Linked DNA regions of Homo sapiens: region 2 is linked to region 1. Evidence: chromatin contacts called from ENCODE Hi-C or POLR2A ChIA-PET data. All regions are on one chromosome and are shown on one strand. The core of a region is the stretch at or near the end of the contact, and the rest is flanking DNA. Distances in the headings are between cores, read along the strand shown.

Region 1 (7,111 bases), core at 103-2,602:
CCTGCCTCTGTAGGAGTCTTAGTACTTTTAGGATGTCTTAGGAGAACATACAACTGAACACCACCTCTAAAATTAATTTCTACTTACAGCTGAGTGTTTTTATGTATATGTTTTGTTGACGCTTCTTAAGAGTTCATAACATTCTCTGGTATATCATACTTTTCAGATCATAAGTATACTTTTTTCTTACTCATATAATAACTTTTCATATATACAAACATCTAATTCAAGAATTACCCATTAAAGACCTAGCCTTTTTTGCTTCCCGTTGAAAATGTGAATTTTGAGATTAATAAATAATGTATTTTAGTCATTTCAGTATAACATTCTTAACTTTGCCGGTTAAAAACAATACCTATTTTCAATGAGATGAATGCCCCCTGGTGGAAACAGTGGCAAATATTTGCACTGATTTGGGGGGCCCACAGACAACAAGAACAAGCATATCAAGTGTAATGATGGAACAATGTAGGCATATAATTGACATAGCTTAGAGAGTGTCTTTAGTTTTTTAAGTCTATACTTCATTTAAATGCAGTAAATAGAAGATAACATCAAATTGGGAGGGTCAAAACATTCAACAAGGAACTAACTAAACCCTTATTATGGCAATTTCTCTAGCGTCTTTCTTTTCAGCTTGGGAATCTCTTAGCTAGTAAAGTCATTTATATCAAGGCTCTTCGTAACGATTTTTTAATGGAGGAATTTTCAATAATACCTTGGAGGGTGTTCTAAAACTAAATAGTTGTATAAGAGAGAATTGCTTAAAGGATTATAAGATGGCCTCCAAGAAAACACACACACACACACACACACACACACACAAACACACACACCCACAAACAAACACGTCAGTGGGTGAGAGGAGCAGGTTTTGGGATTTAAGCTTCACCAATGACAACTTTATGTTGTTTGTCTCGTTAACTGCCAGACAATCCATCTCTGGTTCCATAGGGAATGCTTACCAAGCCAGGCATGTGAGCTTGCCAGGACTCATGTTTTTATAGAAAGCTTTATTTTGGAAATTTCTAATCTGAACATACTTGAAATCTAATTCTCAGAAAACTTTGGAAAACCATTTAAAAGGAAGCAGGAAAAGGGAAAAGCAAAAGTGAAGTATGAGGCTGTATCCCCTCTATAGGAAACGGAACTGTGAAGAAGCAGAGGTTGCTGGCACGTTCTGCGGCTCTCCCCTCTGCCCCGTCATACCTAGCTTTGCTGTGGCTGTCGCTCTAGCAGAAAAGCTGTGGTATTTTTTCTGCCTCTGCAATTTTCCCACTTGGATGGAGCCTTTGGAAATGAAAAAAACAAATAATCAAGAGCCATCTTGTATTGAAAGCTGATGTTCTGCATACTTAATGGGCTGAATCACCCTTTCCCTTTTCAGATATGGCTCATGTCCATTAAGCCGTGGATATGGCTGATAAATACCATTGTACTTGTCATATCACCAAGTGCCACATTTTCCGAGGCAGTGACGTTTCTTTACCTCAGCATTTGTGAGAGATTGCACTCTGGAGTATAACGGTTCAGGCTGAAGTTGTCTATTAACTTGAAAGGACTTAGAGATATGTTAATGGCTGGGTGGGAACTCAGTTCTTTAGAAATTCTTCTTAAACCAGTACCTTTCATCAAGTCACGATGCTTAATCTTATGTTATCCGTGGCTTATGTCCTGAAGTGGGTGGGAAATGGGGCTTGACTTCCCCAAATGTAAGAAGTGTAATATACAATACTTCTCACATATGAGAGATCAAGAGAAACTACTGAAGCTTCCAGTAGATATTCCAGAACTTGTTTCTTTGATAAGAAATAGGCTGTTCTCCTACTGTGAATGTCCTCTCGCTGTCCCACCTCCCAGCATGAGAGACCCCTAAAATATAATGCAACAAATGCTCTTAATGACATTGCCTCTCACAGATGTTTATTTAGAAGAACTGTGAAGGGTGACCTGTGAAGGGACATTTTGTGTGTCTAGGGATTGACTTTCCCTTCTTGACAGTGCTCTTTATCACAATGTATTTTTGTATCTGTATCACATTTTTGTGTCTGTATTGCAATGTATATTTTGTTGAAATGGTTTTGGACTCTAAACAGGGTTACCCAGCTTGATCACTCACGTTCTTTACTTGACTTGGCTCTGAATAATTCTCAGACATTTCCTGAGTCAGATTCATCCCTGAAGGGTTAGTATCTACTGTCAGGGATTTCAACTTAATTTTATTCACTTTCAGATATGTGTCTGTATCAGGCATTGGGTTAGATGGTCCTATTTCCCAGGGAATGACACTTTGGAGGGAAAATGTGAAGTCAGTGGATACTTTAAATAGAGTTTGAAAGGTGCCTAGAAAATGGTCCTCAGAGATGGGCATTGAAGGAGGCTTTGGGATTTGCAGAGTGTGAGAGTTGGGGAAAGAGCATGGAGAAGAGAGAGGGATGGATTCCAGGTAGAAATTTTATGTCCCAAGATGTGAAAGTGTAAGAAAATGTGTGGCATTCATACATTTGCTAGGAGTCTGGTTTGGCTTGAGCAGAGAACGGGGGTAGAGAATTGGGAGAAGAGACTGCTGGGTTGTGGGGGCAGGGCATGAAGGGGGCTAGGGAGTTGACAGTATGGACAGAATTTATCCCAAAGACTTCGCATGGAGGAGTACCCTAATTAAGTGTATGCTATAGAAAGAAGACTTGGCAGCATGAGGAGATGGAGGTTGGAAGACTGGGGTGTGATGGGAGGTGGGACTGCCACTGGGTTAGATCAAGTTCAAATAACTCAGTCTAATATTAGCAGGCTGTAAAGGTAAGATTAGAAAATGAATCCCAAAAATGTTGTGGGCAAAGGCAGCAAGGTTGAAAGAAGCTGTATGGCCTGAGGGAAAGGCAGAGGGGAGTCAGATGAGTCTGAGTTCAAAACCTAGCACTGCCGGTTACTAGTTGTATGACCTCCAATAGTCTCACCTGTCTTTAAATTTTTTAAATTGAGAAATAATAATTGTGCATATTTATGAGATACATAGTGATGCGTGATACAAATAATGCATAGTGATCAGATCAGCATATCCATCATCTCAAATATTTATCATTTCTTCATAGTGGGAATGTTCAATATCTTCCTCCCAGCTATTTGAAACTGTATGTTATTGTTAACTCTAGTTCCAGTCCTCACCTTTCTTTGCTGGCTTTCCATCTTCTGGACAATGGGAATGGTACTCTTTCTTCATGGTGCTGTGGTGGAAGTGAAATTAGATTATGCATGTTACAGGGGTAGAGTTTGATAGTCACTCTTTGAGGACACATGAGTGTGCCTGTGTACATTTGGGTACGTGTATGAAGAAAGGAGAGACAGAGGACCTCCATTCAGACATCGATTTTCTCTGTGCTTATTTAAAACTCTTCATTCACATGCTGCACACTCAACAAATACTTATTTAGTGGTACACACATGCAAGGTGCCAGCTAAGGACTCTGTTCCCTTTAGTGACATCTCCTGAGGGGGTGAGGGCAGAAGATGTTTAATAAATTAATGTTGGTCAACTAATTCATGCCCACATATGATGACAAAAGTGTCTAATAGCCAGTACAAGTCAAAATACTAGAAAACCATCCATCTGAGTTATTAACATTTTAATTTAGATCAATAGGGAAAAATAAGTCCTTAGGGGGTTTATTTATATCCTTAGTGAGTGTTTTTTTCTTCTCGCAATTTAGTTTCCTTGAGAACTGAACATTTATAAAGTGTTTTTGGTGAACCCATTTATACAGTAGAATTCATTTTCTCTAGGAGGTTGGGAACTACAGAGAGAAACCAGAGAGTCATAAATTCTATTTAATTCAAGTTCATGCATTTCACTAGAGAAAGCACCTTCTTTATCCTCTTATTGTACTTCCCCTGAGACCTCTGAACAGATGATGTTAGCAGTGATTTAAAAATGCAAATCATATCACAGAAGTCCTTTAAAGGATTGTTCCTCACTCCTCCTCCCACCCTCCATCACACAGGCCCTTAAACAACAGGAATGGTAAATTCAAAACCAAAACTTGCGTCATAGGTAAAAACCAACTATTTGCTGAAATAGGCTGTACCAGTCTGGCTATTTTGATCACCCATGATAGTTGGAAGACAGAGGATCTATATTCTAAATCTGATGAATGTATTTACTATTCACATTACATGTTTGAGGTGAGCCTGCTATATGTACATGTGGAGAAAGAAGTGTGGTTATAAGGCAAAATAAATAGTAGCCCTTGCAGTCAAGTGGCTTCCGTGGATCAAGAGCTCGTATAACTCATTTTCCAGAAGAAGGGCAGATGCATTGCAGTGGGAGTTCATAGAGAAAGATTACTCTTGGCTCATGCTATTGAGATACTTTTATGGAGGAATTAGTTTCAAGTTGTGCCTCGAAAATATTGGCCTGTAGAATCTTCCAGTTTGAGAAGTCCCTAATTACACAGTGTTTATGGGCATGATTTTTAATTGTGTACTGCACCTTATTTCTTCCTATGAGATTTTTATTCATTCTTTAATAACTCACACTACATTTGAAAACTGTTCTTGGGAGGTATTTAAGAAGAGTTGTGGGACTAACTCTTCTTAAAACATAAATTTTGAGAGTCAGGGATGGCTAGTCATTGTGGACAAAGGATGAACTGAGGTTCTTTCATTCCCAGCCAAGCTGGTGACTTGCACACAAGCGCCATGCTATCAGAGCCTCTCCCCAGGCAGTGTGCACCAGAATTTATTGCAACCTCAGTGTGAAAGGAACTGAGAAATCCTTTGGCAACATGACCTGGGAATTCCAAAAGTCGCCCATGCCTTTGTATAAAACCAAGGAAACCAGAGCACATTCAGCCACTGTATGAGCCTGCAGTCCCTTATGCTGATCCCTGCCAATCCCATCTCATCTGAGCCTCACATTCCCACAGTCCCCTGAAGCTTAATCAAGTTGGTAAAATTTATGTGTGTTCCTTAGAATAACCATCACAACAATTATTGCTATTATTTATGGAGCACTTGCTTGTTTCTAAGCATGTTTCCATGCACTTTGCATGCATTATCCCATGTAATACCCTAAACAACCTCATGAGTTAAACAATGAGACTGAGATACGAAGAGGTGCAGTAACCTACCTGGCCTCACCTGTGTGTAGGGGGTGAGTGGCAATACCAGGATCCAAGCCTAGGCTTACAAATTTGCAGCGATCTTCAAGATTATTATTTATTTTAATTATTCATTTCTCTTTGTTCTTGTTGTTATTTTGATCCATCTGTCTCTACTTCTGGTTCCTTTTTGCTGTTTTTCTCCAAAATAGGATATGTTGTTTTCTTTATCTCAGTAGACATCTTTTAATTATTTTAGCCTAATAATACTTAAGGGGGAAAAACAAAAACCCTACGAAAAGAAAAGTATTATCTTAAAACTTAAATAGGTTCAGTGGGAAAAAATCTTGGTTCAGAGGAAGGCTTTATGTTGCACATGTTTGAATTATGGACTTACCGCTCCCAGTGGCCACCACGTGTGTGTGCTTGCAAACTCATTTTTTGCTTTGAGAAACTGTGGACATGTAAGAGTGAAGGTGGCAGCTCTACTACAAAGAATTTTGCATGAGTGATCCTGAAAAATATGTCGAAAATCCACTCTCGATTTTCATCTTTTTAAATTGACATTTTATTGTCCTTGAACCAAGAAAGAAGCCATTCTGTTTCTCTGCTGGTTAGACTTTTGGAAGCTTGAAATGGTGCTATCAAAGACAATGCAGATTAAAAAAAATGACCAGTCAGGTGGGCGCGGTGGCTCACACCTATAATCCCAGCACTTTGGGAGGTGGAGGCGGATGGATCACCAGAGGTCAGGAGTTCAAGATCAGCCTGACCAACATGGTGAAACCCCGTCTCTACTAAAAATACAAAAATTGGCCAGGCGTGGTGGCAGGCACCTATAATCCCAGCTACGTGGGAGGCTGAGGCAGGAGAATCGCTTGAACTTGGGAGGTGGAGGTTGCAGTGAGCTGAGATCACACCACTGCACTCCAGCCTGGGCGACAAGAGGAAAACTCCGTCTAAAACAAACAAACAAACAAACAAAACAAACAAACAAACAAACAAAAAACAGGCACAAAATAATCTCCTGGGTAGCAACAGAGACAACTAAACAAGGTCAACTCAGTAGACTCTAGACCCGGGGGACATGGGTTCTAGACTGAGTTAATCACTGGCTCTTTATTCATCCATAAAATTAGGATGACATGAACTGATCCCTCACTTATTCAGGGTACCAGGTCATGGCGAAATGCTGCTGCATAAACAGTAATGACTCTGTCAATGGAGGTGTCTTAGTAAACTCTCTATATTCTTTCTCATCTCATCTTCTCAAATATTAGAAGTCAGGCAAAACCCTCATTTTCAGTTCTAATGTTCACCTTATTAGCTATGTGACCTATGGTGAATTTCTTAATATCTCAAAGCAAAATAAGTATTTCTTCAATTGCAAAAATAAATGGTGATAATAATAGCTCCTACTGTATAGAGTTGTTGTGAGGATTAAATAAGGGACTATCTATAAATCCCTTGGTATGGTGGGCAATATAGTGTATGGAGAGGTGATCTAACTTACCAGTGAAGAGCAGGACTATGGAGACAGACTTCTCGAGTTTGAATGCTAGCTCCAGCATTTACCAAATCTGTGGCCTTGGTCATGTTATTCACCTTTCTGTGCCTCAGTTTCGCACCTCTAAAAGGGCATAATCACAATGCTACTTATAAGGCTATTATGAGGATTAAATGAATTAATATATGATAAGCACTTAGAAGAAAGCTAAAAAGCTTGGCATATGGTTTGTGCCATGTATCAGGTATTACTATGGTACATAATAAGCATAAGAGTAACATCCAATAAGTATATTATCATCATCACGATCATCATTATGTTATTACGTTGTAATTATTGATCTTGGCGATCCAAAGCAAAGTGACTCATGGAGAATAGTTATACTTAGTAGGGACATGAAAATGAAATTTTAAAAATTGGGAAAATAGGAGGAAAATGAAAATGAAATTAACAAAAAAGTATAAATTCAGTAGATGCAGATCAGAGTCATTGAACCAGCCTGTCATTTCTC
Region 2 (6,687 bases), core at 2,843-5,342, 69 kb after region 1:
GGTTCCTGGTGAGGGCTCTCTTCTTGGTTTGCCAATGGCCACCTTCTTGCTGTGTCCTCACATGGCCTTTTCTCTGTGGCTCCAGTAGAGAGGGGCAGAGAGAGAGAGAGAGAGAGAGAGAGAGAGAGCTCAAGCATATGCTCTGGTGTCCATTCTTATAAGGACCCCAGCCCTACTGGATTAGGGACCTACCCTTGTGAACTCATTTACCTTAATTACTTCCTTAAAGGCCCTATCTCCAAATATAGTCACACTGAAGATTTCAACATATGAATTCTATGTGCACACAATTTAGTCCCCAATACAAACAAAAATGATAATCCGCAGCTGTGCATCTCTGATTAATCCTGGTTTAGGTGTGATTTTATCCACTAGGAGTCCAGTTGTAGTTGTTTCTATGGAGTCTGAGAATAAATGTACCCAGGTAGCTTCAAATGTACACTGTGAAGATCACCTAGTTATGTACCCAATCATGTTGTTTCTATTTACCAACTATGAATTTAGGGACCAAGAAGATTCCTGGAGACTGACATTTAGTTACGATTCTAGAACTATGAAAAAATTTGACAATCATCAGGCAAGAGACCTTTATGGAACTCATCTTTCAGTAGTGCCTTTAATGAAAACTTATGAGATCCACAAGAAAGCCGGAAGTCTGAGACTATAGAATCAGACCCTCTGACGTTTTGAATTATGGTGATGTGGCCCAGCTTAATCACTCATGTATTCCAACATACCCGGCGCCAAATGATCTTTGAGCACGAAAAAAATCAAATTTTCTCTCCAATAATAAAGATTTGCATAATTGGTAAACTCTAGTACATTAATTCAAAGATAATTCCCCAAGGGGAGCTTTGAAAATATGGCAAAAATATGAGACATCATCTTTGGAATAAAGGTGTGGCCTTCTAAGGAGATGGCTTGTCAATATGAGTTAGAGTGACTTTTTATAAACTTCTTGCTTCCCTTTGTTGTAAACATTTATATATTACATATTGACATACACACCTACATATGCTTTAGAGACTACATATGTACTTTCTTAGGCATACATATTGGAGTCTTTTTATAAGATAAAAGGCCTATATTTTTATAGATGAGGCTGCTTTGCAATAAGATTCACTTGGAACTTCACTATTACAGAAAAAGATAACCCTTAAAACAGAAAAGATGATTTCTCCTCCTGCTGCACATACAACACAGTTTGGCAGGGGGGACTCTATTCATTTCAGTCTCTCAGGAACCCAGAACCTCATGATGCTGCCTTCTAAACACCAGGCTTCATAGTTCACTGTGGCAGGATGAAGAGGAAGCGAAAAACCCAGGACTGACTATTCAATTTTCTGCCTAGAAGTGCTGGGTCATTTCTGCTTACTTTTTCATTGGCAAAAGCAAGCACCATGGATCGGTGGGTGGGGGAGTCCAATTATCTTCTGGGCAAGGAAGGAGAGGCAAGAAGAGCAACATCTAACGTAATCATGGATCCGTGCTATACCAAATTTGGTTCTCAATTGAAGAATGCAATGGTGAAAAGTTGCAATCCATCCAAGATTTATTCATTTATTCATTCAGCTCTTTAGTATCTACAATGAACCAGGCACTGTACTCAATGCTAGAAATACAGTGGGGAGACAAGACAGAAATATGTATTGCTTTTAAAGAACTTACAGTTTAGGAGGAGGTTACAAGTAAGTAGATAGCTAAAAATTCAGAGTGGGATGGAACTATGACAGAGAAAGAACAGGGTGCCTTGGAAATACAGAGAATGGGAGACACGACTAATGAATGTTCCTACGGTTGTCTATCTCTGAGCTTTACAATTCAGTCTCTACTATTTTGTGGGCATTTTATGTCCTATTTATAAAACCTTTCAATTAGAAATTGAGACATCTATTGAGTACCTACCATGTGGGAAGTGCCCTGCTTGATGCTGTTGTATCTTATGAAGCTTGCGGAAGAGAGTACGGAGTTGAATAAGACACTTTTCTTTTTCCCACACAGAGTGCTTAAAATCTAATAGGAGAAATAAGATTACATAAATAATGAATGCAGTGCAGAATGTGGTGTTTATCATAAGAGACAAAAAGCCCAAATGTCAATGGAGGTATTTCTGATTTGGGGAATAAATAAATGCTTCATGATAAGAGTAACTTTTAATGTGAATTTTGTTGAATAAATGAGTTTAATGGTCAAAGACAAAGCATGGGGGTTACATGTCTGGTGGGGAAAAAAAAAACAAAAAAACAAAAACAAAACATCAAACGCAAAGACACCAAATCTGAAAGCTGCCTATAGGCAGAGAATGTGATTATTTTATTCTACTCTCATTACATCCCCAGCATTTATCACACTGTCTTGCATCCATCAGGTGATCAATGAATAGTTTTCGAATGAATTAATAGGAAAATTTGAGGCATCTTTATTAAAGGTATGCAAACTAATAGTTTAACTGGAATCTTAAGGTGAAATTAAGGTGATAAAGCTGGAGCCAGGTCATGGGGCCAGGTAAAGATTTTGAATGTTATTGAAGAGTTTGGACCTTATTATTCCCTTACCCCTATATTTACATAAACCATTATGTTCACCAAAGCTCACATGACCTCAAGACGGTCCAATCAGGTGGTCAGGACAGTAATTATTGCCCCACCCAATAGAGAGGAACTCAGAGACAGACTAAGTAATTATGGAGGTTATGTCAGGAAATAACGAATCTAAGACTCAACACCCAAGGTAGTGCAAACTCTGTTTCTGTTCCTTTGTACTGCATTACCCCTCTGTTCTGAGGCAGAAACGCCCTTTTGGTGTTGGGAGCAGTAGAAAGAAATGACGCTGTCAGAGCTGTTTCTAAGATAAACTGGGAGAGAAAGGGGCTGGCAGCCAGGTCACTAGGGAGGAGAACATTAAAATAATGTGGGAGAAGACCAAACTGCTGTAGTGACCATGAGCATAGGCAGGCTAGGATTTCTTTTTAGCAGGGATAAAAGGTTTTAGCATAAATTCTACCCTTGTTGGTCAATACCTAGGTCAGGGTTTCGCAATCTCAGTACTGTTGACATTTGGGGCCTTGAATTCATTGTTGTGGAGACTGTCCTATGCATTGTCCCTGACCTCTGCCTGTTAGATGCTCCTAGCACACACTCTCCACCCACCCCACCATTGTGACAGCCCCAAAATATCCCCCTGGCCAAATTTCCCCTGGGAGGCAAAAATCGCCCCCGTTTGAGAACCACTGACCTAGGCAATCAATTTTGATTAGTTTCCAGAAAATCAGTGGACCCTAAAGAGCACATTGGGCATTTAGTGGGAAAACATCAAGGAAAGAAATGCAGTCTCATCTGATGGGTTTAGTTTCCTTCCACTGACAGTGTGCATGATGGCCCATAGTTAATTCGTTTGACCAGCATTGCATTTTAAATAATGGGTTTTCATTTTGTCCTATTTATGGTCATTTTATCCAATTATTTTTATTCAGCACCCAGCTTTATAAGTGTGTATAATCCTGTTATGTTCTATTCCATTATGGGAACTTCCTAACAGAAGAGTACACAGTAATACAATTAAATAAACATTTTGGCTATTGTGTTGGCCTCACACATTTCCTGACTTTGGCTGGATTCGAATGTGGTTATGGGATGGGAAGGGAGACAATGGGTCACTAAAAAGAAAGACAAAGGTGCTGAAAGGTGACATGAAACAGGTCACCATGGTTCCCAGATTGGTGGGAAGAATTCAGGTACCACTTAAAATGGAAAATATCCTGTAATGAGAATGGAGCTAAAAACCTTACCATTTTCTTCCTCCCTTCAAAATTCCATAATACAATGGCAAAAAGTTTCCTGTGCGGTGCTTTGCATGAGCTACAACAAATGTTGGTCTAGAAGGACTAAAAAAAGAATTTGCATGTTTTATATATGTGAATATAAATAATGTAAGTATAAATATGAATATAACTATAAATACGTAGCAGAAATTGCAAAGGCGTTTCTAAACACATTTAATGTGGTAACAAAGCTTATGCAAGAAAGAATGGAGAGCACGGCCTTCCTTCACGCTGGGCTCACTTGGTGACTGGGCATAATGGACAGGTCTGGGCAAGTCAGCCAAGACGTGAGTCATTGTTTAGGTTTTCCTTGGAAACAAAAGCTCCTGGGAATTTGACATCAAGTGTTTGCCAGACTCTGCGGACTTGTTAGTCTCCTGCAGGGCCACTAACATCGCTTCTAAGATGATTCCCTGAGAATCAGCCAGCTTCCTCCGCAAAGACTTGCCCTGAGTGCTAACCAGCATGGCTTTGCAGAGAGAAGGGAATTTGGGACATGTCTCAGGGAGTCATTCATCCAACATTAAGACAGTGTTAACAGGGAAATTGTGTGTGTGTGCAACCAGACATCACCTGCCTTCCCTGCAGGGAGCTTCGACAGCTGAGAAAATGTTTATAAAGCATTTTGAGCTCTCACTGGGGTGGTACTGTAGAAAGGCAAATCTTTGATATGACTTTCTCACGTCTGTCAACTCTTATTATTAAGCAGAGGTTGCCCCTGCCTTTCTCAAAGTTCCAATCATGGAAACTAATTATTAGGAGTTGCAGGTTCCATTTTTCACCTACCCAGTGAAGATTGTGACCACCTCTGTTAAAGAAAAAATCTTTCTGGAATCTACAAGAGATGTAAAAAACTCAGTGTTGTATGTAGTTTAATTGGGAATGAATAAAATGTAGACTCACTAAACTGCTTTTGAAATAGTCCACATGTACAAAACAAAAGAGAGAAATAGTTGGCAAGTTTCTTCTCAAAACTAAATGTTTGAAATATGTGATCAAGACAGCTTGCTATGTTCCAGGCAAGTCTAATTTCATCTATTCCCACTTGAGGCTTCTGAACTTTATGGGATGTAAGGCTTTTATTTTTAAAATGCTGCAACAGAAGCTGATTAATTTTCAAATTAAAGCAATATCTGACCTCTAGTAAGTTTCCTGGCATATAGCAAGCATTCAATAAATACTGTTTTTTTTTTTTAATTGCTTTTGCAGAGCACTGGCCTTTTCTCTTAAGATGAGGATATAGTGGCCCCAAAGCCTCTGAGTATTATTTAGCAGGAGAAAATCTAGGCCGGTTGACTGAGTGCTTTTCCTTATATTGCACATGATCTCACATTCCCAAAATACCCAGGCTCAGGAAAGCTATATAAGGCCATGTGTCAATCTTCTCAGTCATATATGCCTAATGTTTAGTCCTATAGACTTTGAGAACTTGAATAGGCCTCAGATGCCATTTCTCAAATTTTCTTTTATGGAGTAGGAAACAGAGTCCATGAAGGGGGAAGTGGCTCACTCAAGGTCATGCCGTTCACTTCTGGCAGTGTCTAGAGAGGGCCCACATCTTCTGACATTCTAGTCCAGCTCTTTATTCCACACTACTGCCTGGAGTGCTGGATTCTAAGAATTGCTCAGCTTTAAATACTGTCTTCAGTCATGTTCCATTGGAGAGCCACAAATCAGGAGAGTAGCAAATATATTTGCAAAATACATAATGGTTTTTATGTTGTATGTATAATTTGCATATTGGCATTTTCATTACATTTGCTATATTTAATATTGTTACGCTTTTTCAAAATTGTTGTTCTCATCCATTCCACAAGTGTTTATTGAGTGTTTATGCAAAGCATTGGAGATAGTGGTAAATTACACAGACAAGATCCCTGTAGCAAATGCTGTTGGCGTCACCCCCTGCCCGTGTCCTCTCAGCTCTCACCACCCCAGCACTTGACTGCAGAGTCTTGCTGCAACCACTCATGACTCTGCATAAGGACCTTCTCTGGTCTGGGGGTGGTGGCTCATGCCTATAATTCCAGCACTTTGGGAGGCCAAGGTGGGTGGATCATGAGGTCAGGAGATCAAGACCATCCTGGCTAACACGGTAAAACCTCGTCTCTACTAAAAATACAAAAATTAGCCAGGTGTGGTGGCACATGCCTGTAGTCCTAGCTACTGGGGAGGCTGAGGCAGGAGAATTGCTGGAGGCAGAGGTTGCAGTGAGCTGAGATCGCACCACTGCACTCCAGCCTGGGCAACAGAGTGAGACTCTGTCTCAAAAAAAAAAAAAGAAAAGAAAAGAAAAAAGAAAAAAAAAAGAAACAAACAAAAAAAGGAGCTTCTCTTAGCTGGAAGCCTTCAGTCAATGACAGGTGGGAGTTGGAGGGTAAATGACCCAGCTTCCTCAGCTTTGGGATGGGATAACTCTAAGGTTCATTCTACTCCATCACTCCAAGTTCCCCAGGCATTTGAACTCCAGTTGTCCACAGTGTAACCCACTGGATAATGTATCCATTACAGACTTCCTACCTCTTTTTGTTTCACTTCTTGACTACTCCTTTTGTGCTTCCTGGGATCTCTTCTTAGTAAACTACTTTTGCTTGAATCCTTAGTCAGGGTCTGTTTCTAGGGGAGCTGGTCTAAGTCGCTGGCTTCTTGAGGCTCAAATTCTAGAAAAGGATGCAGATAATAAACAACAAATCAATAAAAAAGGTCACATATGGGTACCTATTGAAAAGAATGAGATGATAGAGAGTGGAAAGGGGTTCAGAGAAATTCTGATTGAAGTGTGAAGTTGGGGTCCCTCTGATAGTGTGATATTTGACCTGAAACCTGAAAAACAAGAAGTAGTTATAAAAAAAGAGCCTGAGGGCCGG

The links. A loop is a pair of places that touch in the nucleus more often than their neighbours do. ChIA-PET counts read pairs that join two places held with the same protein, here RNA polymerase II (POLR2A).
Region 2: a map of endothelial cell of umbilical vein shows a loop between it and region 1 (2.2-fold over the local background). The contact joins two enhancer-like sites. A Hi-C loop is called at or near these places in 5 of 168 maps with a recorded cell type or tissue (Panc1, Right ventricle myocardium superior, endothelial cell of hepatic sinusoid and 2 more). POLR2A ChIA-PET finds 5 or more read pairs at or near these places in 1 of 52 experiments (MCF 10A).

What each region holds. Positions count from the first base shown.
Region 1 is chr9:84,781,244-84,788,354 of GRCh38, forward strand. All of the region lies in intron 12 of NTRK2 (neurotrophic receptor tyrosine kinase 2), which reads left to right. Among named protein-coding and RNA genes, the nearest start is that of NTRK2, 120 kb to the left of the region's middle. Within about 2 kb of position 1,353, at least 2 of the 41 ENCODE cell types and tissues checked have a DNase peak (open chromatin) inside an H3K27ac peak, as active enhancers do; they include endothelial cell of umbilical vein, where a contact is called at or near this core.
Region 2 is chr9:84,847,984-84,854,670 of GRCh38, forward strand. All of the region lies in intron 12 of NTRK2 (neurotrophic receptor tyrosine kinase 2), which reads left to right. Among named protein-coding and RNA genes, the nearest start is that of NTRK2, 180 kb to the left of the region's middle. RefSeq lists enhancers at 3,800-4,346, 3,823-5,022. Within about 2 kb of position 4,093, at least 4 of the 41 ENCODE cell types and tissues checked have a DNase peak (open chromatin) inside an H3K27ac peak, as active enhancers do; they include endothelial cell of umbilical vein, where a contact is called at or near this core.